4 separate regions of the Homo sapiens genome follow, and regions 2, 3 and 4 are each linked to region 1. A link is a loop called in an ENCODE intact Hi-C map of the cell type or tissue named here. Cell type or tissue: endothelial cell of umbilical vein. All regions are shown on one strand. Each heading gives the region's core, and the rest is flanking DNA. Links, peaks and the distances in the headings are about the cores only.

Region 1 (7,711 bases), core at 1,248-6,247:
CCACGCCTAGCTAATTTTGTATTTTTAGTAGAAACCATGTTTCTCCATGTTGGTCAGGCTGGTCTCGCACTCCCGACCTCAGGTGATCCGCCCACCTCAGCCTCCCAAAGTGCTGAGATTACAGGCATGAGCCACTGCGCCCGGCCATGTGTATCTTTTACTCATTTTCAGTCTATTTTTCTCATAACATATATGTCATCACCACTGGAATGTGTGATGGCTTTGGGATGTGTCAGCTTGGCTAGGCTGAACCACATTTCCCCGACTTTCCTTTCTAGTGTGTTTCTAGTTAGAGTTAGGCTACAAGAAACATTCTCTTTTGAGAGTTAGGGTGCAGGAGGGAGGCAGTGATGAAGACATGCACATTCTACCAGTGACTCAATCAAACTACCGTTTGAATTCTCCAGTAAGAGGAGATGTAAATAAAGCCCCAAATCAGTTGATTTTGAGTTCACCAAAAGAGAGATTATCCTTGGGTGCCTCACTTAATTAAGCAGAAGCCATTTAGAGAGGGACTAGGCCTTCCGTGAAAATCAGACACACCAACAGGCCAGCATGCTCCCCCTTCCCCTGGACCTTCCCTTCTTTTTGTGGACTTCAAGCATCAGCTGAAGCTCATGGGGCCTGCCTGCTTATGATAATCTCTTCCTGATGCCTGCTCTGTGGAATTCAGGCTTACCTAGCCAGACCTCACAATTGTGTGAGCTAATCTTACATAACAAGTAAATCCATATGTAAGTTTATATAATGTAAACAAAATATAAAATATACATATGTATACATACATATGTAAGTGTTAAGATATATAGATGTGATATATTGAGAGAGAGAGCTCCTACCAGTTCTATGCCTCTGATTGAACCCCAACTGATATAGAATATTCTACTCTCACTTTCAACTACTCACAATAAACTCATTATCCTTTTCCTCATTCTATACCAAAACCAACTCCCTTTTTCATATAATTCATGATACAATCTTTTCCAGAATTTGAAAAAAAAAGAAAGACGTTTCTTTCCTCTCATCTGTAGTATCCAGTAATCCCTAATTCCACACAGTTTTCCTTTAAGGTCTCTCCCTTCTATTCCAAACCAGTTTTCCCTTTTCTCACGCTGTGATGATTTTCCTTCTTCCTAAAGCTTTTCCCTGTCTCAATTCTCACCCTCTTTTAATGCAGTCTCTATGGAAAGACCTTTTTACATCTCCCTACATACTGCTCTATTTAAAAATGATCATACTATTGCCTACAAGTTAAAATCTTCAGTTGTTTTTGTCTGTTTTTAAGATAGCATTTAAGGCTTAACAAAATATTATTTCATAATTAATATAGAATAGTAGTCATAATACAATAAGCAATTCTATGTAAGGCACTCTGAGAAGTGGTTTTCACAAGTTATCGTCTTTAATTCTCACTATAATCCCATGAGACACGTACAATTATCCCCAATTTATAAGTGACAACATTGAGGCAGAGAGAGGTTAATTCATTCCCCAATTTATACATCCAGTAAGTGGTATATCTGGGTTTTGAATCTGAGCCATCAGATCCTAGAGCCCACCAATCTCATGATTCCTGATTTGAGTTCCACACTCTCAACTGACCTGGACTCTCACTGTTCTTGAATATAATTCTCATTTTCTAACCTGCTTATGTAATTTATCTCTCAAGGGACATACTTCCTCCCTGCTCTCTCACTATCCAACACCTGGGCTGGATTCAAGTCCTACCTTCATTCACCCATATCATAAGCCATGCACATTTCTCTCTCTCTTCATGACTTACTGCATTTACTGTTGTTTAACTGGTTGATTTGAATATCCCAACTCTCCACTTAGTCTGTACAGCACCATGTTTATGTTACTTCTATACAGCTAAGAAGCCCCCTCTCCCACAAATAGATGTTATTAGTACAGTTTTGAAGGAAGAAACAAACACACATAAACACTGTTATCTCTGGAACATGAACGTCAGATTTTTCAGATATATACCAGATAATTTGGGTTTCACTAATTTTTAGCGTAAACATTGAAAACTTCCTCAAGACAAGGCAAAAGCAGCATTCATTCTTTTAATTCAATGGTATCTAACCATGTGTGTTCTGACTAATTTGATAGGTTTATGAAAGTGCTGGAGATAAAAATGCAAAAATTCCCTAAGTGTGACAGACTTATTAGTGGGGTCCTTGCTGAACAATTTCATAGTCTTCACCCTTTGAAAATCATTTCAATCCAAAGAGGTTTGGGGGTATATTCGTGACCTTTTTCCAGCTTTTTACATTCCTCTGTGTGTGTTTGGTCTCCATTGAGATTTGATAAGAATTGTGTAGAGAGCGAAAGGAACATCGTCCCTGCCAGAAAAGCAATGTGCTAGGATAAATCTGTCCCAACTTTTTACAAATGTTAGTTGACTGACTATTGTTTCTACTGGTGTTAGTTGACTACAAATGTTAGTCAAATGAATATTGTTTCTCCTGGTTCTTTGTACATTCTTCCATTAAAGTATTTATCAAAATACCATTGGTTGTTTATACCTCTCTCTTTGAAGGACCACGTGTCTTTACTTATTTACTTTTAAGACAAGGTCTCACTCTGTTGCCCAGGCTGAAGTGCAGTAGTGCAATCGTGGCTCACTGCAGCCTCAAACTCCTGTGCTCAAGCAGTCCTTCCCACCTCAGCTTCCCAAGTAACTGGGACTACAGGTGTGTGTCATCATGCCCAGCTAATTTTTTTTTATTTTCTGTAGAGATGGGGGCCTCACTATGTTGCCAAGGCTGGTCTCAAATTCTGAGACTCAAGGGATCTTTCCACCTTGGCCTCCCAAAGTGCTGGATTATATGCATGAACCACCATGCCTGGCCAGAACCATGTGTGTTAATAATTTTTTTTAATGTCTAGCACACTCCCTCCAAAATGATTGCTAAGTGAATTAAAGGTGAAGAAAAAGAACTGTTTGATTAAATGTTCTACCTAAGCATAATAATCACTGATTTACAAGGTCAAGGTGTGAGTTTTTTCCTCACTCTTTTTTAATTCCTCAATTACAGGTATTCCCTTGTACCACTCAATGAGAAATGTTCTTTTGATTTGAGCAATGTAAAAGAGATCCTTCTGGTAAAGGAACTGTCCTGTATCTTGACTCAAGTGATAGAGACACAAACCTATGCATGTGATAGAATTACATAGGAGTAAATATACAAATGAGTATGAGTATAGGTAAGCTAGGGAAGTCTGAATATCTAGATAAGATCAATGGGTTGTGTCAATGCCAATATCCTGGTTGATATTTAATTGTGGTTTTGCACAGAACTTTTGCGAGTTGGGGCAAACTAGGTAAAGGGAATGTGGAAATTCTTTATATTATTTCTTACAATAGCTTGTGAGTCTACAATTGTCTCAAAACCATTAAAATAAAATGACAATTTATTTACTTACAAGAGGTTTCATAATGCCTTGGGATTGTGAGACAACTGAACATTAAGGGTGATTAATCAATGACACTGTTAACCCTTCAAAATCTCTTTTGGATATACAACTTGTACCCTAAAACTTAAAGTATAATTAAAAAAAAAAATCAAAAAAAAAAAAAAAAGATTTCCCAAAACCCAAAGTGACACAGAGAAAAAGATATGATAAAATGGCCCTTGGCTGGAATTTGCCTTGGAGCTACTTTCTGCTTTCTCTCCTCTAATATTTGCCACAGTGGCGTTGTTGCATACCATGAGGAAAATTGGATAGCAGGACATTCAAACATATTTCTGCATTCATTTTTTATAAGGCTATAGAGATATTACTGAAGTTTCCTTTTGTCTTTTGTCAACTAATAAGAAATATGTTTCCAAATCAGATGCTAAAATTCCAGGAAAATGTTTGATTCATGGTGGTGTTGGTTCATTTCCCTGTATAGTAATAATAATGTAATAGTAATAGTACTAATACTTGTTGTTTGTGTGGTTAATGTTGTCACTGTACTAGGGGCTTTCCACAGTCCAGAACCTGGTCAAAGCATTTGCTATTCAAATAAACTATTTTCCTGTGAATTGTCTTCAGTACCATGGAAACGCTATTACAGCCCCTCTAAACTGGGAATGGCTGGCATAGGAGCAGCCCCAGGAGGGTAAGGTCAGGACCACGCAGATGTGACTGCTGCTCTGCTCGCCCTGCAGTGATAAGAGCACAGCTGTGGGAAAGCCAGAGCATCTGTTGTGAGTCACCAAGTGCAAACAGGATGATAACAGAGTTAGGATCAGAAAACAACATACCTTCTGAGACACAGAAGGCAGCACACCACAGAACACTGGCTCCTTTCTACAGAAAAAGGAAACCAAGCAATGTTCCTTCAGCAAGTTGGCCTGTGCTCATGTGTCTGTTTCCTTCTGTTGGGTCTAGTTGGTCCCTATCAAAACAGAACCCCTTTCCTCTGAATTTGAGCTGACTTGAAGATAGGCTGGATGCCACTTACAGCATCTGTGGGGACTCCAGAAAGAGACTCCCTTCCTTTCCCTATAGCACTCCATATATGGCTATGGCATCCAGCCTTAAGGGATTGTGGTTAAGAGCAGATGCTGGCTTTCCTGGAATGGACACTGGCCATCGTTACTCATGAATCAAGCCTTCCTCTCTTAAGGGTGCTGGTCTTTTCTATATATAGATTGTTTAACTGGGGCTACATTTATCCCCTAGAAAAGGAGAGTTGCATATATAACAGTACGGATTTTTCCTGAATTGACCCCTAACTTACTAAGCTTCGGAACAAGCAATCTATTTTTCATGACTTAATTTTATAAAATTTACACATATATACATACACACACACATACGTGTTTTCACATATAACTCCATATATTTTAATACTATTTTTTCCTTCCCCACTACATTCCTACAAACATTTTTCTCCTTTTTTCAACTTAATTCGATGACATATCCCACTGGCTTCTCTTTATGTCCCTTCTTCTGTATCATTCACACCTGTTCATCCTCTGCCTTATGTATTACTACATTCAAACTTCTTACTAACACATTGTATAATACTTTTAGTCACATTTGCTTGCACACCTTCACTCTCACCCAACTTCTCTTTCACACATACACACACACACACACACACACATCACACATCACACATACACACTCACATGTACTCTCCAGATCCCAGTCTGCTCTTGGTTCCTCGAGCTGGCCTTGACAGTCTCCAGCTAGTGTAGCCACTGATTTTTTGCTACCAATAGCCACAAGCATAAAACAAAAATGGGCTGGGGCTAGATGGAACTAGGCAGTCGTGGGGCAAGCTGGCAGAACACTGAGGGGAAAGATGGTTCTAAAACCTCTCCAGCTGGGGCTGAGAAGTGCTGGCGCAGCAGGAGAGAGTGGGAAAGCCTGTCTAAGGTCAGCAGCCTGACCTGGCAATCAGGACACTGAAAGCCACAGACAAGGTGTGGGTGGGTGGGCAGAGCGGGGGGTGCACAGGGGTATTGGAATTGAAAAGAAGCTGAAGTAAGAAAAGTTAGAAATGATCATGAATTGATTACTTATTACCAGTTAGGCACTGGGCTCTACATTTTCAGATATTTACTGTTTACTTTTTACTGCAAACATGTGAAGGAGATGATCATTATTTTGCAGATGAAGTTCAAAGAGTGTAATATTTAACCAGCTCTGTATAGAGAAAGTAGAGGATTCGGGTGCACTCCTGAAGCAGTGATTTGAATATATTTGTTTTCATTTGGGATACTCTTGCTCTCATTCACATGTTATGGGCTGGCTATGGTGAGAAAAGAGAAGCTCTGGGTGTTGGCATTAGGAGATGGTGTTCAGCTTCAGGAGAAGCTGCCCAGGCCTCTGAAGAACAGACACTGGAAACCAGAGGCAGAGCAAATACCCCTACTTCTTAAGCAAGGATTGCTGGTTTTTGCCCTGCCTTTCGCATACATACTTCCCAAAGGGCAAAGCACTGCTTTAAAAAACAAATAAACGAAAACAAAAGACTTTGAGACAAGGTTTTATTCTATGCTTAGTCCTGACTTCTAGAGGTTGCCATGACCCAGCGGTTGGAATTGGGATGTGCGGAGTGGCACTGAGATGGTAATATGAAGGAAAGGGTGGATTAATGTCTAAGTTCCTGTGGTAAAGATACAAACACCACATTGAAGCTATCATTAGCAAAACTCCAACTCAATCGGTAGAAACTTACAATTTGCCCATATGATGTCAAATAATTGACTCAAATTGTTATACACTTAAATCTACCAATGAAAACCATTGTTCTTGTATCAAAAATAACTCTGCGGACTGGGTGGGGTGGCCCACACCTGTAATCCCAGCTCTTTGGGAGGCTGAGGTGGGAAGAGCATCTGAGCCCAGGAGTTCAAGACCAACCTGGGAGACAAAGCAAGACCCCCCCCATCTCTACAAATAAAAAGTTAGCTGGCATGATGGCATGTACCTGTGTCCTAGCTACTTGGGAAGCTGAGGCAGGAGAGTTTCCGGAACCCAGGAATTCAAGGATGCAGTGAGCTATGATGGTACCACTGCACTCCAGGTTGGGCAAAAGAGTGAGACCTTGTCTACAAACAAACAAACAAATGAAATCTCCATGATTCAGAAGTGATATGGTTTGGATCTGTGTTCCCACCCAACTCTCATGTAATTGTAATTCTCAGCATTGAAGATGGGACCTGGTGGGAGGTGACTAAATCATGGGGGAGATTTCTCATGGTTTAACACCAGACCTCTTGGTACTGTTGTGGTGACAGTGAGTTCTCCCCCTCCTTCCTCCTGCTCTGCCAGCCATGTAAGATGTATCTACTCCCCCTTCACTTTCCACCATGATTGTCAGTTTCCTGAGGCCTTCCCAGAAGCAGAAGCTACTATACTTCCTGTACAGCCTGTGCAATTGTGAGCCAGTTAGATCTCTTTTTATTATAAGTTACCCAGTTTCAGGTATTTCTTTATAGCAATGCAAGAATGGACTTTGAACTGGATGCAGCAGCAGGACAGAGCTTTGTGTTGTCTCCCTTGGGACAAGAATGAGTGTGTTTTATGTATGGGAAGAGTTGGTGTATGGTGAACGAGAAGAGCAGACTATGTAAGAGACTGCTTTGTGTCCGCCAAAATGGTCCTTTTCTTTGAAGGCCCACAGGTAGGCTACAACTGAATTCCAATTAATAGAATTGTGACCGTCAAGCACATTCCCCTCCAGTGTGACAAAGATGAACACCGTGACCTTGGAGGTCATGGCTAAAGTGGGACAGGTCACAAGATAGATAGAAAGAGCCAAGGTCTCAAGTCACTATCTGAAAAAGAGCCTTCCATCAATTGAAAACTCTTGTTTTTTATTTCACTTGAGTGAAATATTAACTTCTATCATATTTGAGCCATTTTTTGTAGTGGTTACATCTGTATGTTTTATGTCAGACAGGTAAATATAGAAACTAAGCTCTCAAGTATGATATGAGTACTGGAAATTTGAAGTGTACAGAAGGCAGACTACCAATGACATAGCTAACTAGTTTTATGGATTTCTATTCTCATCCAGATGAGTGATCCTACCTCATCTGGGATCTAGGTCAGGAGACTGTTACTTAAGGCTTCGGAGCATTTGTTGCTGCTTTCTATATTCTTGTGCTTATGGATATTGATGTGATTTGAACACACAGAAATAGAAAAATGTGATCAAAACTCCTCTAGGATGCACAGCTCGCCCTCCTTAGGAAAT
Region 2 (7,711 bases), core at 1,412-6,411, 140 kb before region 1:
ATGTTCAAATCACGCTGCCTTTGGCAAGTGGGAACTAAAATAACAGAATTTCAGTTTAGGAGGGAAATATTTGCTCACTAATATGAAATTTTTCTTAGTAGGATTGTGGAATGGAAGGGAAAATTCCAGAAAAATATTCTGGCAAAGCGGACTTGAATGGATGGTTCTCCAGTACTTTATTTATTTGGCCAAAAGATGAGGAAAAAAAGCAAAAAAGGAGGCAAAGAATAGGTAATATAGGAATAAACTTCTCCTAGCCATTTTTGGCCATTTTAGGCAAATATTCTCTACTTAGTCTCACTATTAAACTCAATTATACAATGTATTTGCATTAAACTAATTTTAGCAAGCGATAGTAAGAGTTTTTAGAAGACTCAGCTTTCAAAGAGGAGTTTTCTTAATGGACATATTTTTAAACAGATTTCTTGAATTCATAGCTTTCTCTCCAGAATCTCTGACAGGTGAGAGAGCCTCTGAAAGAATTGTATGGAAAGGAACAAAGCTCACACAAAGAATTTATCAATTTAGCGAATGCAGTTATGACTGCAGCTGACTTTCTTCAAAATGACATACTGCATGAGCACATAGACTCAAAAGCATCCTTTTCTACTGAAGGCCTACAGCAGGCTCACAGGCAGTAAGCAAGACAAAAAAGAAACTCAGGGGGACCAATGAGATTCCAAAGGGCAAAACTCCCAAGCGTCCTTCAGAGAGAGAGGTCAATTTCACAATAACTCAAAATATATTTATATCACGCTAAGCTGACAGCTGAGGCATTTACACTTTGTCTTTTCACAGGGCATGTAAGTAACTGTGGAAAGGCTTAAGTTTCCCTGCCTTAAATACGTTTCCAACATACTTGTGAAACACTCACCATGATAAGTCATGCCCATTTTAAAGTAAATCTAATCTATGTATATAAAAAATTATGGTGGTTCTTTCAGTGTCTTATGAAAAATGGGAAAGGGACCGGGCTGAGTTAGTGCTTTTTTTCTCGTCTTTGAAGGCAGATAGAACTTGAGAAGTCAATTACTACTGAGAGTGAAAGCCTAGAGACTGATGAAAGAACTCAGCACCCAATAGCCTTCCTTGAAGCTTCACTGAGCACTAGTGTGTTGGTGGGCTGGCCTGAGCCATGAGTGTCATTTGAGAAAGAGCAAAACTCTAATAATCAAACAGTAAGAGAGGAAAGGACATGAACCTTGGCCATGGCTGCCAGTTTTACCACTGAGGATACCCATCCCTTTCCCTGTGTTTCTGCCTGCCTGGGACCTCTCTGCATGTTACTTGAATTGCTCTCCCTATCATGTTCTTCTTTGGTTCATGCCTTTTATCTTGTCAGAGTTGCGAAGACTTTCTGATGAAGACATGCTCACCAACCGAGAAAAGTCCTTCCCAGGTCCGTGGAACAGAAAGAACTGAGCAGGAGGGCAGGGCTGGCTGGCGAGCCAAATGTTGTCATAGATGTGGGGCTGGAGAGGCTGAGCACTCCATCAGCAGCTGGAACCTTTGCTTTCTAACTACAGACTTTTAGAGAGCAGAAACCTCTCTCAAAGGTGGTGTCAGACAAGTGAGAGGTCCCTAGGGGACGCCTTTGGCAGCACCTTTAGATGAGATTGGATTTGCTTATTTACCTATCTCAGAGCCCTCTGGACTGGGGCCTCCTTTATGGCAGAGAAGCAGAGAACTTGTTCTATTTGATTTAAGGCCCCCATTTGCCAGAGAAGCAAGAAATCCAATCTCAGTCACAGTTCACAGCTTGGCCCTTCGTTTCCAGAGCTGCCTTGAAATTTAGGGGCTTAAGTACTGCTCTGAAAATAGAGAAAGAGTTCTTAGCCCTCCAAACAAGATGATTGCTATGTAAATGGTCTTTGTCTAAACCCTGTGGTCTATTTAGAGTGGGTATGTTCATTTGATGAGGTCACATAATATACTGGTTAAGAGGACAGCTTCTGTGGCCAAATGAACCAAGCATGAAATCGACACTTTCTAGCTGCGTGGGAAAATTCCCCAGCTTCTCTGTGCCTCAGTTTCCTCTTGCATAAAACAATACCCCTCTCACAGGGCTGTTGTGTGGATTAACAGTGTTAAAGCATGCACAAGGATTACAACAGTGTCCAGAACACTGTAAGAGCCCTGTCAATGTTACTGCCTCTTGCTGTCTGAGCATCTTTAGTTGTGCTCTGAAAACTGCTCCTCCTGGTGATGCCCTCCGGGCTTCCATGTGCCATTCCTTTGGAACCCCTGTCACCCCTCAAAGCATTTCATATGTACACCATAGGAATAGGAAGAAGGTACCAATCCTGTCACGCTATAGCTGATGGCCCCCTTCCTATCCACTCCCCTAAACCCCTAAAGTACACAGCTCTCCCAGATCAAACACACACACCAGCACTTTTTCCTCTGGGAAGGCCAGTACTCCCTCTCTACTCTCAGTAGCAGCCTCTGTCATTTGTCCTTTACTTGCCAAACAAAAGCCTATTCATTTATTTGTTGGAGGTGGGGGATCGGCTTCAGGAAAGCTTGCATCACTGTATTTATTAAAGATTGCACAGCCCAAATGCAGATAAAGCTTCTCAGAGTAGGAGAAGAAAAAACACTACTCTTCCTTCTGAGTCTTCTATGGTAGTGAAGGAAATGACAGACTAAGATGAGAATATTTTGCTCCACTATGTTTGTGTGTATCATCTGGCTCTCCTACTAGATTGTAAGCTCCATATAGTCAGTGAATTTAGCTGCAGAACTTCTTCTGTATTTCACATTTATTAAATAAATTTAAATGAATGAATAAATAAATCTGAATAGGGATTTTATTTATTAGGTGTGAAAGTTTATTCTTTTTACTTTCTCACTCTTTCCTTTCAACAGCAAAGGTATGCTGTTCAATGTTTAATAACCAGCTCTTCATGGAGACGGGGAAGTCCTGATCTGCAGAACTTGCCAATTTCTTTGGTGTGAATATTCCTGTTATAGGTGATTGCAAGTGAGTAGCTCACAAAATTCCTGGAGATTTAATAATTGGCTCTAACATGCAGTTACAGAATAGCTCCAGCATACCACTAAAAATAGGTATTAAATTTGTTTTATATATTATAGGGAAGATCCAGTATTCTTTAACATAAATTGAAACTATAATACAAATTCAATGGCTATTCTTCTAATTATATGACTACATGTATACACAAATAAATGAACAGGTGTGCAGAAAGAAGTTAATGTAGCAGGCCTGAGACTGATATCCAGAAAAAAAAAAAAAAAAGGCTTACAAGGTTGGCCCGTGACTGGCTTTGGGGAACTTACATTCTAGAAGGTTTCCCACTATTCCCAAAACTCCACGTGGAATCTCTTCTCCTCTGTATTATCACAGTATATTGATATACTTTCATTATGGAACTTAATACATTGCCGTATTTCCAGGTCCCCTTAGCAATCCCCATTTTCACCCCCAGTTCCAAGACAACGAGCTTCCCAAGGGCAAAAGCCACTGCTGTTCTTTTTGTGATTGTAGTGGGAAATAGAAGGCCCAGCACCTACTAGGGCATTGGGTTCTCTAAATAGATTGTATTGCATGGGGCAGGGACATTTTAGGTCATGAGAGAGGTTGACTATGGTGTGAAAAATGAAAGACTATTTAGATGGAGGGCCAATTCTGAAGCTTTGTTGACAGTGAAGACAGAAACAGATATCCCTGTCCCTTCTCCTGTCTCTTATCCATACTGTGTTCTGGTGAATGGGTTATGGGACATCTATGTGCCCTTTCCTCATTGTGTTTCCAATGTCTACTGTGCTATGGATATCTGAAGGGCCTCCAATGTGCTTGATCTTTCATAGCACCCCAGGTGGCTGCTCAACTTTCCCAATTCCCATCATATGGAAGGCAGCAGAGCAGAAAGGTTGGGACAGAAACAATACTAATTAAAGGTCATTGGAGAAAGGGTTCCTTCATTAGGAGATGACTTCAAGGAATCAACAGGGAAGACATGAAGTCTCTAATTCTATGAAATTCAAGTCTCTAATTCTATGAAATTCCAGACTTCCCCTTGTTGGCTATTGTTTTCCCATGTTTCATTAAAACTGGTTTCAACACTTCAGTAACATGGAATTTGAAGGCTTGTCTTCCATTTTCACTCAGTCAGGCATGCCTAGCATTTTACTGGTAGACTGAAGGAATGCAGGTCACCCAAACAGGACAGATGACTGGAATAATTTGAAATCATGCCTAGTCTTTTTTTTTTCTTCTCTCTTAGCTCATGTACAGAAATGTTGGAAGCTTATTAACTTCTGGTAAGAATAGTTAACAGCAAGGATGAGAGAAATGAAGCATTCAGATGATTAATATAAAATGGTATCAAAACAATGGGTTACTCATTGCATTTTTTCATTTCCCAATGATGAAAAGCCACTTCCGTTCCTCCAGCTTTGGAGCGAACATAATATAAGCACAAATGAATTGAGTGGGAGAAAGTTTTATGACCTTTATTATTTGGCCCAAGTTCACAGCAATGTCTGAAGAGAATGCCAGGAAATCTCTGTTTAGACTAATTTGCAGAAGAAACTACTGTTAGGGAATGATAGCTGTGTATTTATTTATTGAATTCGTCTCTTGGACATAAACATACTGTCTACTAACCTATTTACATGTTTAATTAAACACATTTTCCATCAGATTAAAATGAGAACAGGAAACTACCTCTCAATGGGTTTATGTGGAGTGTCAGCCACATGCCAGACCCTGCACTAGAAACCCTGGTTGCACAGTGGTTAACAGAACAGACTTGGTCCTTGCCCTTGTGAAGCTTATAGTTTTGTGGGAGAGAGAAATTAAACAAGAAAACAATTAAATGAATAATCACAGATTATGATGTACAATAAAGGCAGTGGGTGCCAGGAAGAAGAACTTATATTTGGTGATGAGAGACCACCTCTCTGAAGAAGGTACATTTAATCTGAGGCCTTAAGGATAAGGAAGAGTCAGCTGGGAATAACAAATGTCTATTTGTGGGAATAAACAAGGAGGGGACGTGCACACAGGCAGAGTGAACAGCGTGTATGTGGATTTGAGGCAAGAAATACCTTGCAGAGATATGGAACTGAAAGACTGTAAATATGGTTGGAGCATACTGAAGAAGGGGAGAATGGTATATGACATCCTCTACAGTAGCTAGCCCAGTCCCCTCAGCACGCTAGGGTTCAATACATCTAGGGTTCAATACATTTTTGTTGATAATGAATAAAGTTCCTAAAAAAATTTTAAGGTTAACTTGTGCCCCAAGTTATGATCTCATCCCCAGTCATTCTAACATCTCTTCCAAGAATAGAAACTATTGGGGAGAGGGCACACAGCCTCCTGGGATAGACATACACTAATGTGGACGCTGAATTTTATGCAACAGAAATAAAATACTGCCAGTGAGTTGTGAATTTGCCTATTGGATTAAGAAGCTTAATTCAATGGAGTTTAATTGGGACAGATTGGTTGGTGATAGTTGGTAGCAGGGAGCTGGAGTGTTTAGCCAAGAACTACAAAAATCTTAACACTCTTTTTGCTATGGCCTCATCAATAACTGTGTCCCTCAGCTTAAATCCAAAGCAAATGGAGTTGATGGGGTGGAAAAAAATTATTTTGTACTCTATCAGTGTGGACCTAAATCACTGACATTTTCCAGTCATGTAAACTTTAAACCAGGAAAAATGAATCCAACTCATGAGGGCATCCAGATTGTATTTCAGCTACGCACAAAATGAAGAATGGGTAGACTACCAAGGAAACAAGTAGCATAGGGTATAGTGCCATGATTCAGTTTCAAATGAAATTCATATTGAGATAAAGACAAATAATTGAGCCAAGTTCTGAACTTATTTCCAACTCTCCCAGACTGGAAGTGCTCAAGAATATACGACCAGCAAAAAAATTCATTAACAGATTCTTTACCTTCTTGAGCACTCTTTTATCATCCTGGAGATTTACTGGAATGAGTTGACTCAATGTAAATTAGAAACATATGGATTAAATATCTCAAAGTCACCAGATGTGATGGAGATTTTGACAAACTAAAAGATCACTGAAAGGTATTTGGAAGTGTTTTCATAATCCAAAAACCACCAGGTTGGCCCATCTTTAAAAATGAAGTTATGACCTTGTAAACATTATAATAGTTCTCATGTTTTTATGTTTAATAACACATTCTGTCATCACTGCTCATAACATATAATTATTTGGGTGTAAAACTGAATATGCAGATGTAAAAATGGTAGAAGGGTGTCCAATGGAGTAGTACTTTTCTAACAGACTATCCTAAGATTCCATGGATAATGGTAAATCAAGAAGTCAGTTAGTGTCATACCTGACAGGGTTCTCATTAGCAAAACCAAAATTTACTCTAGTTAGTTTAAACAGAAAAGAACTTTGCCAAAGGAAATTAGGATGCTCACCAGTTTTCTTAGAGAGCCAGAGAACCAAAGTAGGGGCTATACAACTAGGAATGGTACCCAAGCCACACATCAAGGCCTGCTGCAGCCCAGACCTTCCAGATTGCAGTGAAGATGCTGGTGACTACAAGACACAAAGTTTTTCATTCTTTGCATCAAAAGGCTGGTACCTCTTCTGCCTTGCTTACTGAAAGACAGACTCTGCATACTCTCTTTTCACATGAATCAATTACAAAAGACTTTCATGAATGTATCTGATTGGCAGAACTCAATTTACTACATCCCTTGTGATGCACCTAGAAGGTAATCTAGGGGAGAGAGTCTGGCTCTTCTTGGACAAAAGGAATATACAAGGTGGGAATTTCTCCATTAATAGCAATGTTGTGCATAAGATGCTGGATGGCCACAACAAGGAGAATATTCTTTACAATTTATATTTTGTAATAATACAAGATTATAAAGGACACTTCACAATCTTGTTTTGCTATGCAACTAATGATACAGTTATTTTATATATGCTTGTATTTTTCTTCATGGCTATTTTTATTACTTATATTAGAGACTCTCGCTTAGCAGTCCAACACATTTCCTATGTGAAACCCAAGTGAAAATCAGAAAGTAAGAACTCCTAAAAATGGGGGTGATGTGGGTTTAAGCATACCTGAAACATGCATATGATTTACATGACTGTACTTTAGGCATTCTACTCAGAGCCCATTGATGCGTTTTCTTTTGACAATTTATTCTGTGTTATGTTCCCTCACTAGGAGCAAAGTTTCAAGAATAGTTCAATAGACAACCATACACTTTTCACATGGATCAATCTCTCTTGCTTCAAAGAGTCCAGGCCAGTTGTTTATCAGAATATCCCACATTTTGAATTTATATGGTTTCCTCATGACTAGATTTAGAATAAATACATTCGGAGGAAATGTTACATAGATGATGAGGTAGTCTCAGTCATTTCTAAAATAAGGCAAATGATATTAATTGTCCCTTTACTAATAATATTAAGTTAAAACATTTGGTAAGTTGGTAGACTTGAAATGTCTTCTTGGGGTGGAACTAAGATGGCTGAATAGAGGCAGCTCCACTCTGCAGCTCCCACAAAGAAGGACAAAACTGAGTGAACTCTGCATCTTCAATTGAAGTACCAAAGTTCTTTTTATAGGAACTGACTAGGTGGTTGGCGTGACCCACAGAGAGCAAGCAAAAACAGAGTAGAGCAAGACCCCACCTGGGGGCTGCATGCAGCAAAGGCAACTCCCTCCCCCAGCCAAGG
Region 3 (7,711 bases), core at 1,191-6,190, 250 kb before region 1:
CCTCAGTAAATATCTCTCCTTTGCAAGCAATTTGATGTAGAAAGTAAAATGCTGAGTTCATGGATGAGAAGGCTGAGCCAGCTATCATAAAGGAAAATCCATTTTTGAAACAAATATTTAGTTCACATTTATTAGAGTATAATTTCAATGAAGTTAGGGATCTTTGTGTATTTTGCTCACTGACGTATCCTAAGTGCCTTAAACAGTCAGTGCCCAACCAGTATATGTTGTGTGACACTGTTGTATACCAGGCTGTGTCTTTAGAAAACATGCTGTCTTATATAGGAGGCAGCAGGGGTGTGTGTATATGTGTGTGTGCATATGCGGTGGGGGTACCTTGTTAAAAGGATTTTATAGAGATAAGTTTACAATGCACTTGTAACATAGAGGGGGCATGATTGTCTGCCTTGTGAGGGTTGTGGCAGCTTCAGAGAGTAGGTGATATTGGCACTGTGTTAAAGGACAGGTACCTTTGCAGGGAGCTGGGACATCACAGGCAGAGGGGACAACATGAATAGAAACAGGGAGGCATGTGACTGTACATGGTGTTTGGATATGGGCTAACTACAATTTGGGCTTCCGTAGTTTTCCTTTATACAATTTGTCCACAACTTCCTGCCTTTGTCATTCATTCATTTATTCATTCATTCTTTCATCCATACTAAAGTTAACAGGCATTCCTTTTTTTTTTTCAGTCAGGGTCTCACCCTGTTGCCCAGGCTGGAGTGCAGTGGAGAAATCTCGGCTCACTGCAACCTCTACCTCCTGGGTTCAAGCGATTCTCCTGCCTCAGCCTCCTTACAGCCACCCACCACCACACCTGGCTAATTTTTGTATTTTTAGTAGAGATGGGGTTTCACCGTGTTGGCAAGGCTGGTCTTGAACTCCTTGACCTCAAGTGATCCACGCACCTCAGCCTCACAGAGTGCTGGGATTACAGGCATAAGCCACAATGCCCAATTTCAACAGGCATTTCTTGAGTATCAACCAGGTGTTAGAAATAATTCTAATTCCAAAAACTATTTTAAAATTCATATGGATTCAAAAAAGATCCCCAATAGCCAAGACAATCCTAAGCAAAAAGAACAAAGCTGGAGGCATCATTCTACCTAACTTCAAACTATACTATAAGGCTACAGTAATCCAAACAACATGGTATTGGTACAAAAACAGACACATAGACCAATGGAACAGAATAGAGGACTCAGAAATAAGACCACACATGTACAACCATCTGTGATCTTTGAGAAACCTGACAAAAACAAGTAATGGGGAAAGGATTCCCTATTTAATAAATGGTGCTGGTAGAACTGGCTAGCCATATGCAGAAAATTGAAAATTGATCCCTTCCTTACACCATATACAAAAATTATACAAAAATTAACTCGAGATGGATTAAAGACTTAAATGTTAAACCCCAAACTCTAACCACCACCCCCCAGAAGAAAATCTAGGTAATACTATTCAAGACATAGCCAGGGGCAAAGATTTCATGACAAAAATGTCAAAAGCAATTGCAAAAAAGCAAAAATTGACAAATGGGATCTAATTAAACTAAAGAGCTTCTGCACAGCAAAAGAAACTATCAGAGCAAACGAACAACCTACAGAATGGAGAAAATTTTTGCAATCTATTCATCTGACAAAGATCTAATATCCAGAATCTACAAGGAACTTAAATTTACAAGATAAAAAAGCAAACAACCACATTAAAATGTGGGCAAAGGACATGAACAGACACTTCTCAATAGAAGACATTTAGGTGGCCAACAAACATATAAAAAAAAACTCAACATCACTGATCATTAAAGAAATGCAAATCAAAACCACAATAAGATAACATCTCATGCGAGTCAGAATGGTGATTATTAAAAAGTCGAGAAACAACAGATGCTGGCGAGGCTGCGAAGAAATAGGAATGCTTTTACGCTGTTGGTGGGAATGTGAATTAGTTCAACCATTGTGGAAGACAGTGTGGTGATTCCTCAAAGACCTAGAACCAGAAATACCATTTGACCCAGCAATCCCAATACTGGGTAGGTACCCAAAGGAATAGAAATCATTCTATTATAAAGATACATGCGTGACATGCATATGTTCATTGCAGCTCTAGTCACAATAGCAAACACGGAATCAACCCAAATTCCCATCAATGACAGACTGTAAAAAGAAAATGTGGTACATTCTCACTGTGAAATACTATGCAGCCATAAAAAGGAAAAAGATCATGTCCTTTGCAGGGACATGGATGGAGCTGGACATGTTAGTTTGCTGAGGATAATGGCTTCCAGAACATTAACACAGGACAGAAAACCAATCACCATGTGTTCTCGCTTATAAGTGGAAGCTGAACACTGTGAACACATAGACACAGGGAGAGGAACAACATACACTGGGCCTGTTGGGGGTGGGGGGCAGGGGGAGGGAGAGCATCAGCAAAAATAGCTAATGCATGCTGGGCTTAACACCTACGTGATGGGTTGATAGGTACAGCAAATCACCACAGCACACGTTTACCCATGTAACAAACCTGCACATCCTGCACGTGTTACTTGGAATTTAAGAAGAAGAAATAATGTAATTCCTGAGAACATAGCAATGAGTGAGTGAAATAAAGTCCCAGCTTCCACGGGGCTTACATCCTAGTGAGGAGAGACAAACAACAAGTGAGGGATTATAAAAGGAATAAAAAATAAGACAGGATAAGGGGATATAGTCTAATTGGGGAGTGATTTTAATCAGCGTAGTCAGGAAAGGCTATATGTGATGAAGACATTTCCATAGAAACATGAATACAGTGAGAAAGTGAACTTTGTAGTTTTCTTTTAAATCATTGTAGATGCATTCCTGTCAGCCTTGGAGAAGTATGAAATGAAAGAGGGATCTCCTAGTTGACTGATGTGGTCATTTCTAGAAAAGAGACACCCTGGGACTATAGACCCAAACTGCAAACTGAACGGACTCACTGAACTCCGTTAATATGACTGCTCTATCTAGGGGCCAATGGCTCAGTGCTGGGACCTGGACTGGGCTGAAGAGGAGATACACAAACAACTCTGGACAGGTGGAAGGAACCTGCTTCTTTGGTTCTCAAAGGAAAATAAAACCCTCATTTTGTAGGAGAGGCTGCTGCTGAAGTTGCTGGAGAATATCAACTGCTGAAAGACATCCAAAGTAGATTTTAAATGTTCTTTGGGACAGAGTTACAAGAGCTTTCTATGAACATACTTTGGGTGGAGTGATCAGGCATGTCAGTTTGCCTCAGCCTGATCTGTAATAAGAATAAAAAAGACTTTGATGGTTGTATTGCAGGTATTTATAGATTTTTAAAAATGTTTCTTCTTGTTGCTGGTGAAGTATGCTGTAAAGGGAGCCCCATTAAACAGAGTCAGTGCTTCAGCTGGTGTAGAAGCCTGTTGCATATTAAATGTTTTATAGCTGAACTTTATTACACTCAAACTTCACAGAGACATTTATGAACCTTATTGCATTCTGATGTGAAATGAGCCCAGAAAGGTATTTCTGACTTTATGGGAATGGAACTTTTCATTGTATGGAACATTCAAAAAGCTGCTGAATGCCAGAGTTCAAAGTGATTTTGCAAATGTCAATTCCTTTAATAATCTTTGAGACCTTAAGAAATTGCTGATGACTTCTACGTCTTGCATCTAACTTCTTTTTCTTTTGCTTCAGTTGTGGAAAACATGTACAGTTGCCTCAGTAAAAGGAATGTGTGGAGTTTGTGGTTTATGCTGTATTCATGCCATGGTAAGAAGAGAGACCCTGTTTATTGCTAGAGGAGACATATAAGGAAAATAAAAGGGGGAAATATCATTTAATAGATAAACAGCCATGCCCAACTTGACATTTTTCTAACCCCTTCAAGGACACACATTCCTGAAGGTCTGTGAGTCAGTACTTAGAATACATTTGGAAGATTAACCATTAACTTGCCTTAGGGAATTTTCTGCTATGCTGACCCATGGAAACTTAGGCCTTTCCAATTCTCATTCATTCATAATTAATTTATTCCACACTTACTGAATTCTTTGTATCAGACACTGTTCTAGGTTCAGATGATAATCAGAGGAAAGCCACAATTCTCAAAGAGTTCATGGTCCAGTCCTGATGATTAAGCAAAGAAACAGGCAAAACAGTTTTCTGATTACAGATGAGAAAGATCCAACTTAGTCACAGTGTGGGAGTTGGGAGAATTCAGGCAGAACATCAGGAAATTCTGGGAGGAAGCAGCCCCTGAATTGGGTCTTCAGGGATGAGTAAGAGTTAGGCAGAAGACGTTAACATTGTTACATGTGCACAGTGCCAAGATAGGCAGTGGGAAAGATATATACACATTCTGAGATCAGGGAGAAGCATGCTTATTAAATAATCATTTAGAAAAAGTGGGACTCAAAATGAGGACCTGCTTCCCATTGGGATCAGTTCTGTAAAGCTCAGGTCTTAAGTATATAATAATCCCATTATCTCACTCTGTTTATTTCTATTGTAATAGTCTTAATACTTGCCTTGTACCAATGGTTTATACATTGTTTTCATGTGTATTAAACTATTTAATCTTCATAACAACCTGGTGAGATTGGTATTATAATTACTTTATAGATGAAGAAATGAATCAAAGAGACATCAAGTGACTGTCCAAGGTCACATAGCCTAAATGTAGCTTTATTGAGCTTCTAAATAGTTATTGATTGACTTGATATATATTCATTCAACACTGTAAGTATGTATCTGTGTATTTACTCAATGCACATTTATGGGGCACATACTGTATGCCAGGCAGGCACTGTTCTAGATTCTGGAGATACCACAGTGAACAAAGATAATTTCAGATTATGATCAATGCTGTAAAAATAGACACAGTCTTAGCGTGACTGGAGGCAGGAATCACATTTTAGATAATTGCTTTTATTTTCTTGGCTCTCCAATGTTTATCTAGGGTTTCTTTCTGGGTTTTTATCTAATGTATGGTATTCAGTGGAAATCTGCCAAGTGCTCCCATGAGTAAATCACCATCTGAGATTCTTCTGCTATTTTCATCAATGTATAAGAAACAATAAGAGCTCCCATTTATTGAGAGACCTGCATGTGCCAGCCTCTTCGATGGATATTTTTTTATTAGTCTCATTTATGGGGTGCTGGTAGAGTCTATCAAAGCCCCAGGATTGTTTCTCAGCTGATCTTTTATTACTTGCAGGGTGCATTAATCACCTTCTTCCTCCCAGAGGCAGGGGACAAATCCCAGGATAACTCTCTGTTCCAGCTTCTTAGATGTCCTGCTAATAGCCATCCCTGCTGACAGCAACCAGCAAAGGCGGCTGCCCTACAAAAACATCCTTTCAAAGTATTTTTCTCTAGAGCTTTTTTTTTTTTCCCCCAAACCTTAAATGTTGGCGAGAATGCCTCACTATTTATTATTAAAAACATGTCTGGGGATGATGATAGTGTGTTCGTATGTTCAACAACCAAAGCTAACCACAAGTAGGTAGTCATACAGGATACTCTCCAAGCATGTCATAAGGCCTCACTGATCCCAAAATATTATCAGCACCATCAGCCTGCAATCACACTGCCTTCCTCTCTGCCATGACTGATTCTTTAATATTAGAGTAAAAGTCCAAAGACAGAGCTTTGGACAGGGCCCTAGAGGAGTATGATGGCCCCAAGAGGGAAGGAGGCCTCCCTGCTCCATCACAGCAATCTGGACGTCTTCATCAGTTAGTGGATTATTACTTGGAAATCTAAAAGAACTGGGCTTAGATGGATTAAAGATGGGCAAATAAACCATTCCAGGATGGATTCAACAGTTGCAGTCCTGGAGGAGGTGCCAGTGTAACAGCACTGGGCCAGGAGGGGAACCTGAGTGGTAACAATTCCCTCCTGCTCATCCTCTTTGTTCCTTTTTATGTAGGGTTAGCCTTTGAGACTCCGACAGCATCATGGCTTTGAAGAACATGACACTGCCCCCTGCACATAGAGCCTCTTCCATTTACTCCCTCTTGGGCTTTGGGCAAGCCACTTAAGCTTTTTGAGCCTGTTTCTCCATCTTTAAAATGGAATTAAAATATTTACTTTTTATTTGAGATTGAAAGCCTCTCAATCTTTTTTGAGACTGAAATAATAGATGATGTCTTAGCCTCTTTAAAGAGATGTGTGTAAGTCTGCTTCACCACAGGCAATTGCTGCACGGAAGCTCAGCAATGTGTGGTATTATGGAAATGCTTCAGAAGCAATCCTTCTGGTTCTCAAGGATTCACAAATAAGACTCAACAGAGTACCTCTGCTTTGTTTGCAACAACAGCCTGACTTGAAGTGATCCACTGACTTGAAGTATTTATACTTCTCCAAACAAGGGATGTGATTTGGTTTTTGCCTATTTGATATGAAACATGCTGGTATGCCAGCATTTGAGCCAGTTTTGAGTTGGGGGCCTTTCTAATACATTTATAGCATATATAGGCCTAGATAGGATTACTTTGGTTTATGCCATGATTCCTGTTTCAATCAGCAATAGCAGGAATTATTCCACCCAAAGTCTAAGTTTGAGCCACTTTTTCTTGGGACTGTTACCATGATAGGTATTGAGAGGCTAAAAGATGTGTTAGTGGATACAGTAGGGGCATCATAGAGCATAGCTACATATATATGTAGACAAGCTCTACAAAACTGAAGCTTAATTAATGGCCTAAAGACTAAACTGTGGGGTATTAAGGAATATCAGCCACTCTAGAGCAATGTGGTAGGCAGCCAGAATCTCAAAAGGCCCCAGTGTGGCCACATCAGTTCGGGATACTCACATATGCCTAGAGAAGAGAGCACTGCTTTGAAGCATCCAGTCACAGTTCCATGCGGACAACACCGTGGGCAAGGTCTTTTTGACTCTGAAGGATCGTTGTCATTTATATACAATGCATGCATATGATTACACATACTAATGAGAAGAGAGGGACAGCAGCTGAGTGTCCCAAGTGTTTATCATGGTTAAATTGTTTATTTGATGTCACTTAAAATAACTGGCTTCTAGACATAAATAGCTCGGATGAAGATATAAGACCTGATAGCTGTTTTGGCTCTTTCCCCAAGTGATAAAGTTCATAGTGAAATGGCTCCAGTTGACTTTTTAGAGAAATACATAGCTGCATTTGTGAAAAACAGGAAGTTAACTGCAGAGCCTCTCAATTTATTTCTCTTACATCTTTAGAAAAAAGAACCTCACAAGTTGTAAAACTGTGGGAAAAAAATATCCTTTTTTGAGTGATGTGGGATGGGATAAGATCTGGATCCTATGTCCCAGTAGTAAGGAAGCCAAGTTTTAGGACAACTTTAATTTTGTTGTGAGTGTTGTGTTTGGGTTCTTTTTCTCATGGCTATGGCTGTGTCTTTTGAAGAGAAAACCCATGAGGACTGGCCAGTGATCCAAAGAATCACATGTGTTGCCAGCTTCTTTTGTAGCAGCCTCCCAGCCTTTGCTATTTTCCAAGTGGCTAATCCCACTGATTTTAATGACATCTCCCTTCCCCCAAATCAGTTTAACTTGAAAGAGCTCTTCAATAATGCTTGACAAATCAGAGATTTGGTGAAAAATCTGCGATTGTCAGAAATTGACTTTATCATGGAAAATTCTTATTGACAGTCTTCTGGGGGTACATGATCCAAGAGGCAGTGCAGTTTTCTATCACCTCTGATATGAAGCA
Region 4 (7,711 bases), core at 981-5,980, 290 kb after region 1:
GAAAAAAAGAGTTTCTTTCTTCCGTTCAGCAAATATTTACCAAGTGCCAAAATGCCCAAAGTGGTGCACTAGGCACTGTGTGTGTGGGATGGGATGGACTGGGGAGACATCGCCAATGAATTCATAAGGCTCTTGTCCTCAGGGAACTCACCATCTGATAGAGGGGCACAGACCTTCTCTCCAATGCCTAGGACAATCATGGGGTGGAAGGTGCTCAAATTGAATCAAAAAAGACCAAAGTGACCCAGAGCTCACTTTTATGTCTTACACCAGCCAGCCCACAAGAGGAAGTGAATTTCAGAAGTGAATTCCAAACACAAAGATATGTATAAATGATATGGCATGGGAATTGCTGGTGTTTTAACTTTATTTTCCCTGACTGTTCGACATAGAATTGTGTTTGAGTTTGTTCAGTTCTGGCTGTAAATAGCATCTGTCAACCGCGTAACTTTTAGTATCATCAGTGACAGACCTGTAGCATCAGGCTAGAGTGCGTGCGGCTGTGGCAGCGTCTTCCAGTCCTCTGGGCTCTAAGTCTCTGCTCTGCCCATTCTGGTTGCTCTCTACGGCTGGTGCCAAATGGTTCCCGTCGCTTGGCAACAGACAGCCTGCAGTGATCTGGGTCTCGTGTCTGAGGCTGAACTAGGGACCACCCTGAATCATCTAGGGAGAGAATACAAGAACGGAGGGACTGCCCCTCACCCCAGCTTTCCTGTGGTTAACCAAACCCCTAGCTGTGTTTCCGCAACTAGCAACACCCGCTGCATTTGTCATCACAGCTGCACACGTGCCGCCGCCTTTGACAAAGACATGGTATCTGTAGCATACTTTCTGGGAAATGCTGTCTGAAGGTGCTGCATCACTGACACTTGCCGTCCAACTTGAATTGTGTAAGAAGTATTAGGCATTTTAGAAGCTCATGCAGAGACTCTGGGCTTTCTCATAAGCTAACACAAGCAGAAAAATCTACCTGCTCAGGCTCTTTTCTAAGCCAAGGATGCCAGAATTCCAACCAATTTCTGCTTTGGCCAAAGAGTATCTCAATTGCATGCTGACAAGAGCTTCAGCACAGCTACCCATCTTCATTTTCAAAACGTAGGTGCATCTAGCTCAGAAGGATAGGGTCCTGGAGACCCAGGAGAGAAAAGACAGATCCTCTGAATGTCAGAATAGGACCTTTTTCCCTGTCCTTGTGCTGTCAGCCTGACTCTCTGAGCCACAGCTCCAAGAACAGCCCTGGGGTTATAGAGGTGCAGGGCTTCTAGATAAGAAGCCAGAACAGACAGTCCCCTCTGTGTCATTTGTCGTTACACAATATCCTAACCTCACGCCTCTAGGGGGGCAGCCCAGCAAAGCCAGCAATAGCCAGAGACTGCTGGCTCTTTCTGAGCCACTCATGGTTTCAAGGTGTCCCAGATTTTAAGAGGCTGAATTTTCTTTATGCTTCCTGAGTGCTTCTATCTCTCCACTTTAACATTGACATATGCATGTATTGCAGTAATATTATTTATTCAAATCTACCATGTTCTGGGCACTGGAACAGTGCCTGGAACTGTTGCTGGAACTGTTACAGTGCCTGGAACTTCTTAGAGTATTATGTATTCAAAGTAATATCATTTATTCAACAAACAATATTATATAACTCCTTCTAGGGCTTACATTCTAATGGGGGAGCACACGATAAACAAATAATAAATGACAGTAAAATAAAACAAATAATCACATATGAAGAGGTCCTCTGTGCAGGATGTGAGGACCAACGTTTGAGCACTGGCTCTGACATAGAGTATGTGGAACCCTTATTCGCTCATGCAATCCCCAGGGAAATCCTCTTAGGAGGTACTATTAAGCTTCACTTGACAAATAGGAAAACTGAAGTCCAGACTACACAGCCTAAAAATAGTAGAACACAAATTTGAACCTGGGTCTGATGCCCAAGATCCATTATCATTCCACTTCACCATCTCTCCCCCTGAAGCAAGGTCAAGAGACAAGGAGAAGGAAGGCCAGGACTTTGAGCCTTTCCACCTCATGCAAGAGTGTCCTCTGAGCCTCCACTGCTCAACTCAAGCACGTGTTTTTAAACATTCCAAAGCACTCCCAGTTGCAAAGGAGATGTTGTAGGATGTTAGGTCTCAGCACAAGGAACCCAAACCTTCAGGGGCTCTCCTCTACATTATGCTCCCATTTTTCTCCCAAAATATCGATCTCCACCCACCCTAGACATAGAACTGGAGAATAAGTTCCAGTTTCATCCCTTTGCAGATCTTAGGGGGACCCATCAAATTCCCAGCCACTGGGTGAAAATCAGCAGCTTCTTTATAGGACCTGAGTTGCCTTCCTAGAGGATCCTAGAGGAAAAAAAAAAATCTTATCCTTCAAATACTGCTGTCTTCCAAAATACGTAAGGACGCCACGGTGAATCATAGTGGACACCCTGCATTGGTTGGGTTATTATTTATCCTAGAAGCTTGGGTTCTTGGAGCCCTAGCTTATTTAAGCAACAAAGTCCCTCACAGCCCACAGGTGAGGAAGTGAGTGTAACAAAGAGATCATTGGACCTAAAATCAAAACACCTGTCAAATCCCGGTTCTGCCACTTACTAGTTATGATCTTGAGCCAGAGACTTAATTTCTTTGAGCCTCAGATTCCTTTCTGTAAAATAAACAGTTGTGTGACTTACCTTACAAGGATCATTGTAAAAGGAAAGAAGACCTATGTAAGATTCTGTGTTGAAAGAGCTCAGTACATAATCATGTATTTTAAAAATTAGATGTGGCTTTAATTTTTAAATTTTTCTCATTAAATTTGACAGCAAATTATGTTACTTGGCTATGAATTTAAACCTTGCTTACGTCTCTTATTTCTGGGAAAAAACAAAAAACACCTGCAAGGTTATCCCACTGCTGATTCCTGAGGGGAGGTCCCTCAAGGGCACATAAGGTGACAACTCCTCCAGCATGGACAACAGCCACCCAGAGATGCCAGGGAAGAATAGAGGGAACTCTCTTCTTTTTCCAACTTTCCACGTAATTTGTAATTGTTGTTTAAACTCTCAATCCTCCTGGTGATATGATAGGCTCAACTTTCCAAGATACTGAAGTTGAAAGAGTTTAAAAAAAAAAAAAAAAAAGGTATAACCAGGAAAGTTAGCTTTAATAATCTCCATTCCAGACATTTTAACCCACTTGAAAGGGGTAATACTTACCCCCCAAAACCTAAAGGGTGACTGTTTTGAGCATGAGGTGTGGGGAATAGAGATTAGCGTGAGAGGGAGGAAAGTGTTAAAATAGAAAGAGGCAGAGAGGAAATGAAATAACCTTCCTACCTCTTATCCTTGAGTGCTTTCAAGAGCCTGTCTGGGGCCAGGAGCCCCAGGAAACACCAAGGCTGTTTCTTGCCTTCACCTTTGGGCTGTTTTTTACTGCCATTCATTAAGAAAATCTTTTCCATCAGCCTTATCATCCTTTTCTTGGCTCTTGGTCAGGTTGAGTCAGACGTGGAACATTTACTTTCACAAAGACTAACCAATCTTTTGTCTAGACGCAGATGTCTTCCACCAAAGCTTGTTGATCAGGGTCATGAAAGAGGCTGGTAAACACGTAGGCCCTTTTGTGTAACTGAACACTGTGGGGGGAAGACTGAGGACAGAGGAAATGGAGAAAATGGGGGGAGCTAGGAATTTGTTGATAGCATATAAAAGTGGGCAACTGAAAGCACTGTGAACTCTCTTTGTTTGAAAAGTGTAAGGGGACTAGTTTGTAGTATCCCTAAAAAGGTTTGCAGATCAAGAGTGGAACTGGGTTTCAAAGGCCCCAGGGCCTTTTCTTGTCCTGTTGCCTCTGCCTGGACCATTTTCTGTCCTTCCTCTCTACTTCCTCTTCCCGGGCCAACTTTTATTCCCTCTCCCAGTCTTTTGCTAACAGCCACTTCCTCAGGAAAGCTTTCCCCAGCCCCTGCGGCTAGGGCAGGTTGCCCCATTACCCACTCTCATCACACCCTGCACTTTGCCAGTGCAGCTGTCTTCAGTACTATAATTAAATGATGATGTGTGCACAGCTATTTGGACAATGACTACCCATATTCATTAGTCGTTGGGCATTTTGTAAATTATCTTATAATTGAGCTAATTGTAATCTTTAAGCAGTAATATTACACAACAAAAACGTGTATAATTATTATTAAACTAATAATGTTGTCTCTCTGGCTAGATATTAACCTCCTTGAGGGCAGGGACTGCTTGGACCTGTATGTAATGGGGTGCCCAGTGCCTGATACTGTGCCTAACACATAGGTGGAGGTCAAAATATATGTTGAATAAATCAATGTATGAGTTTGTCCATGAGGGCAATAAAGGGGAAAACGTAAGGGGAAAAGCATCCAGAGAATAGTTCCCACTGGTTTAGGCTAGACAAGCAATGTACCAATGTTTTGGTTGCCCCAGAGTCCCTAGTACGGAGCTATTTCCTACATCATTCACCATCCTGAGCACAGAGACCTTCTGAAGTCTTATTCCATTGTTGCCTTTAACAGCAAAGAAAAAAGAAACTTGGAAGCCAGCTCCCTGGATGTACTGTATATCTTTTGAAAACAAAAAGTGGTCTTTGGTCATTTCAGAGAAATTTTAAATTCATGGTAATATGAAAAAGAACTCATTGTTTAAGAAAAATATTTTGGCCAGGCACAGTGGCTCATGCCTGTAATTCCAGCACTTTGGGAGGCCAAGGCATGAGGAACATTTGAGACCAGGGGTTCAACACTAGCCTGGGCAACATAGTGAGACCCCCACTTCTACAAAAAAGAAAAAGAAAAAGAAAATTATCCAGACATGGTGGTACATGCCTGAGGATAGCTTGAGCCCAGGAGGTTGAGGCTGCAGTGAGTTGAGGAAAATAAACGTCTCATTTCTCATTCCAAAACCACAGGGACACTTTACTACAAAAGTATGATTGCACCACTGCACTCCAGCCTGGGCCACAGGAAAAAAAAAAAAAAAAGAAAGAAAAAGAATATTTTCAAGGAGTGAATTAGACTATAGTTTTGGAAGTCTGATTCATCCTTCATGTAGTGTATGTTATGTTGCATTAGCCATCTTTCCATGAAGTTCCATCACTAGATAAATGAAATTGAGCATGTCTCTGCATAGGTTTGGTCCTTCAGAGGTATTGTTGATTCTACAAAAGCAGAGACAGTCTCATGCCTATCTTTTGTAAATCCAGGACACTATGGTGTCTTGGGCACAGAATAATCACTGATGAGATGAATAGGTGCACCAAGTCAAGAGGTCCTTGAAAGGTCCCCCATTAAACCTATGTTATCCCCCCATTAGTTTACCTCACAAAGCATGATTCCATTCTTAGGGGAAAGTTTCACAAAATGGCTCTCATATCTCCCTCTCTGTAGACTCCTAACTTATTGCAGCCTGGTTTCTCCTGGCCTTCATCCCATGATGTGTACCAGCTCAGTGTGTCTCCTTCCTGCTCTCTCCTGCTCAGCCCTCTCCCAATCCTCCCTCTATCTTTTTGATCTTCAAAGGAGTCAGACAAGGAGCACATCCCCCTCCAGGCAGTATTCTCTGCCAGTCTTTTCAGATGACTGTATTTTCCTGGTCACAAAACGTCCCCAGTGTCCAACATCTTCTTGAGTAAGCATCTACATAAAGGAAGCAAGTCATTTCATGTGTGCACTTCCATTAATAGATTCTCAGGATCAGCACCCCAGGGATCTTTTACAAGCTCAGTGGAAGTATTAATAGCATCCTACATTAAAAGATACTTTTTAAAAAGTCTGTTAATTTAGTCAACATTCTTAGCCTATACATCAATGTCAAAGCAATGGGATAGCCAAGATCCTTGAGCACTGGTGGCCTTAATGTGCTGCTAGTGCGATGGTGATGTTCTTAAATTTGTAATATGTCTTCACTTAATTGTAGCTTGATTTCTTTTGAATGAGCTTATTTATTTTAAGACCTGGGTCTGTGCTTTGTACTGTTCATTTTCATATATAAAAAGAAAGGTGAGACAGCACAGGCCAGTGTCTATAATCATTTGAAGTTATAGTCCAAAGGTCAAGAATTATGGAAGGAATTTTAAAGAAAATCCATAAAATTGGGCAAATAGGGACCAGATACAATGAATAAAGTTCTCTCAGAGTACCATTGCTGCCTTTTTGAGCAAACATAAGTGCACCTACCTCTGAAAACTGGCTTCTTGTGAATTAAGCTAGCAGGTCATCGGCCACTCAACACAGCGGCCAATGACTTGGTAGCTACAACACTGTGCTCTGAAAGACTGAGAATGAAGATGAAAAGAAAGCATGCCACCCTGTTAATAGTCTATGGTAAGAGGAGCTGTCAGCATTGCAGCATTAGGAAGAGGGATTAGTCTTTCCATTATTCAACACAACTCATCTTTTTTGTGCCAACAATGTGTTCAGCACTGTGGAAAACACCCAAAGAGTCTGTCCTCAAGTATGATCACGTTGAATGTACAAAGGGAACTGGCAAAGTTCCTAAAACCTGGCCTCTTGCCTCTGGAGGACGTTGTGTGTAGTATCGTTTCTCACACCCTACAACTAAGTAAGGTCAAAAGAGAACAGGTGGCTCTTACATAGCTGACCTTCAATGTCCATTCTGTAGGCATCACCCCATTATCAGGAGTAGGTACTGTCCTTCACTCTTGTTCTGTGTCTAGCAGCCAGGCACCACCCAGCTAAACCAGACCACATGCTCAGTTTCTCCAACAGCTCAGTCTCCCAACTGATTCCTAGGATGAATGAATGTACAGATGAAAGGCCTAAAGAGCCTGGTGCATAAGAGGTCACAGCAAACGTGAGTGTGCCTTCCCTGCCTTCAGTACATCCAGCAGGCACTCTCTCTGCCCTCCCTCAGTTGGACATGCAGCCTCAGATGCTGAGTCTCAACTTCCCTTCCTCAGGGGAGCTGCTATAGAGCAATAGGCTAGCTTGCCTTTGTTCTGCATCCCACACAAGCAGAGAAGCCAATAGACAGGCATGGAGGAAGTTGGGGAAGAGCAGGAAACATCACTTGTGCACTTTCATCAGACACTGGTGTAGCCGTTTTGTAGATATGAATGCATTTAATCTTCAGAAGGATCAGAAGCAGGGTGTTTTGCACATGAAGAGACTGAGATTTAGAGAAATCAAATAAGGTTTTTAAGTTCACACAGCTAGAATGTAAGGGAAGATTTTAGCCTAAGACTTTCTGATTTCAAGGTCTTTGTTTTCTCCCATGAAATTTCCTGAGAAAATAATACCAGGGCTCAGAAGACTTCTAACCTGGCTTCCAAACTCAAGAGACCTGGAAAAGAACCAAATTGGAAGAGCATGATGGTTGTTGATTCAAAATTTCTCCGAGGCATTCTGACTGGCCACCAACATGTCACCACAAACTTCGAGGCTCCAGAAACTAATTTGAAATTCCAAAAGAAAACATTGCCCTAAAAATATGCTAGTGACACAAAGACAAAATAAAAATAAATCTCTTTTCTGTGCATATTTTAAGTAAAGTCTTTTTTCCTTTAGCATTGAGTGCGTATGCCTGTGCGGGTATGAGAGGGAGAATGAAAGCAAGAGAGAGAGTTGAGAGGGACTTTAAAATGTCAACATTCTTGGTAGTGTTGGGAACCCAAACACAACAGTCTTAGGTCAGTGCCTGAGAACTAGTAAGGCAAACCAACTAGACAATAACCAT

Evidence for each region. A loop is a pair of places that touch in the nucleus more often than their neighbours do. Peaks named below come from ENCODE experiments on the same cell type or tissue, not always from the same donor. Only the 100,000 strongest peaks of a DNase experiment are listed, where the experiment ranks them.
Region 2: a loop joins it to region 1, with 12 times the contacts of the local background. A loop is called at or near these places in 5 of 110 quality-filtered maps.
Region 3: a loop joins it to region 1, with 8 times the contacts of the local background. A loop is called at or near these places in 2 of 110 quality-filtered maps.
Region 4: it touches region 1 in a loop (9-fold over the local background); 2 of 110 quality-filtered maps call a loop at or near these places.

What each region holds. Positions count from the first base shown.
Region 1 is chr15:39,135,954-39,143,664 of GRCh38, forward strand. The region is part of intron 1 of LOC105370777 (a long non-coding RNA gene); the gene reads right to left. Among named protein-coding and RNA genes, the nearest start is that of LINC02915, 110 kb to the right of the region's middle. In endothelial cell of umbilical vein, for the core only: no CTCF peak of the experiment used is centred there; a DNase peak (open chromatin) is centred at 4,258; H3K27ac peaks cover 3,695 bases.
Region 2 is chr15:38,992,033-38,999,743 of GRCh38, forward strand. All of the region lies in intron 2 of LOC105370777 (a long non-coding RNA gene), which reads right to left. Among named protein-coding and RNA genes, the nearest start is that of LINC02915, 250 kb to the right of the region's middle. In endothelial cell of umbilical vein, for the core only: no CTCF peak of the experiment used is centred there; DNase peaks (open chromatin) are centred at 2,529 and 4,419; H3K27ac peaks cover 4,197 bases.
Region 3 is chr15:38,890,614-38,898,324 of GRCh38, forward strand. It overlaps a transcript of LOC105370777 not described here. Among named protein-coding and RNA genes, the nearest start is that of LINC02694, 200 kb to the left of the region's middle. RefSeq lists an enhancer at 3,055-4,254. In endothelial cell of umbilical vein, for the core only: no CTCF peak of the experiment used is centred there; DNase peaks (open chromatin) are centred at 4,088, 5,208 and 5,358; H3K27ac peaks cover 3,811 bases.
Region 4 is chr15:39,426,626-39,434,336 of GRCh38, forward strand. No RefSeq gene overlaps it. Among named protein-coding and RNA genes, the nearest start is that of THBS1, 150 kb to the right of the region's middle. In endothelial cell of umbilical vein, for the core only: no CTCF peak of the experiment used is centred there; DNase peaks (open chromatin) are centred at 3,526 and 4,376; H3K27ac peaks cover 4,010 bases.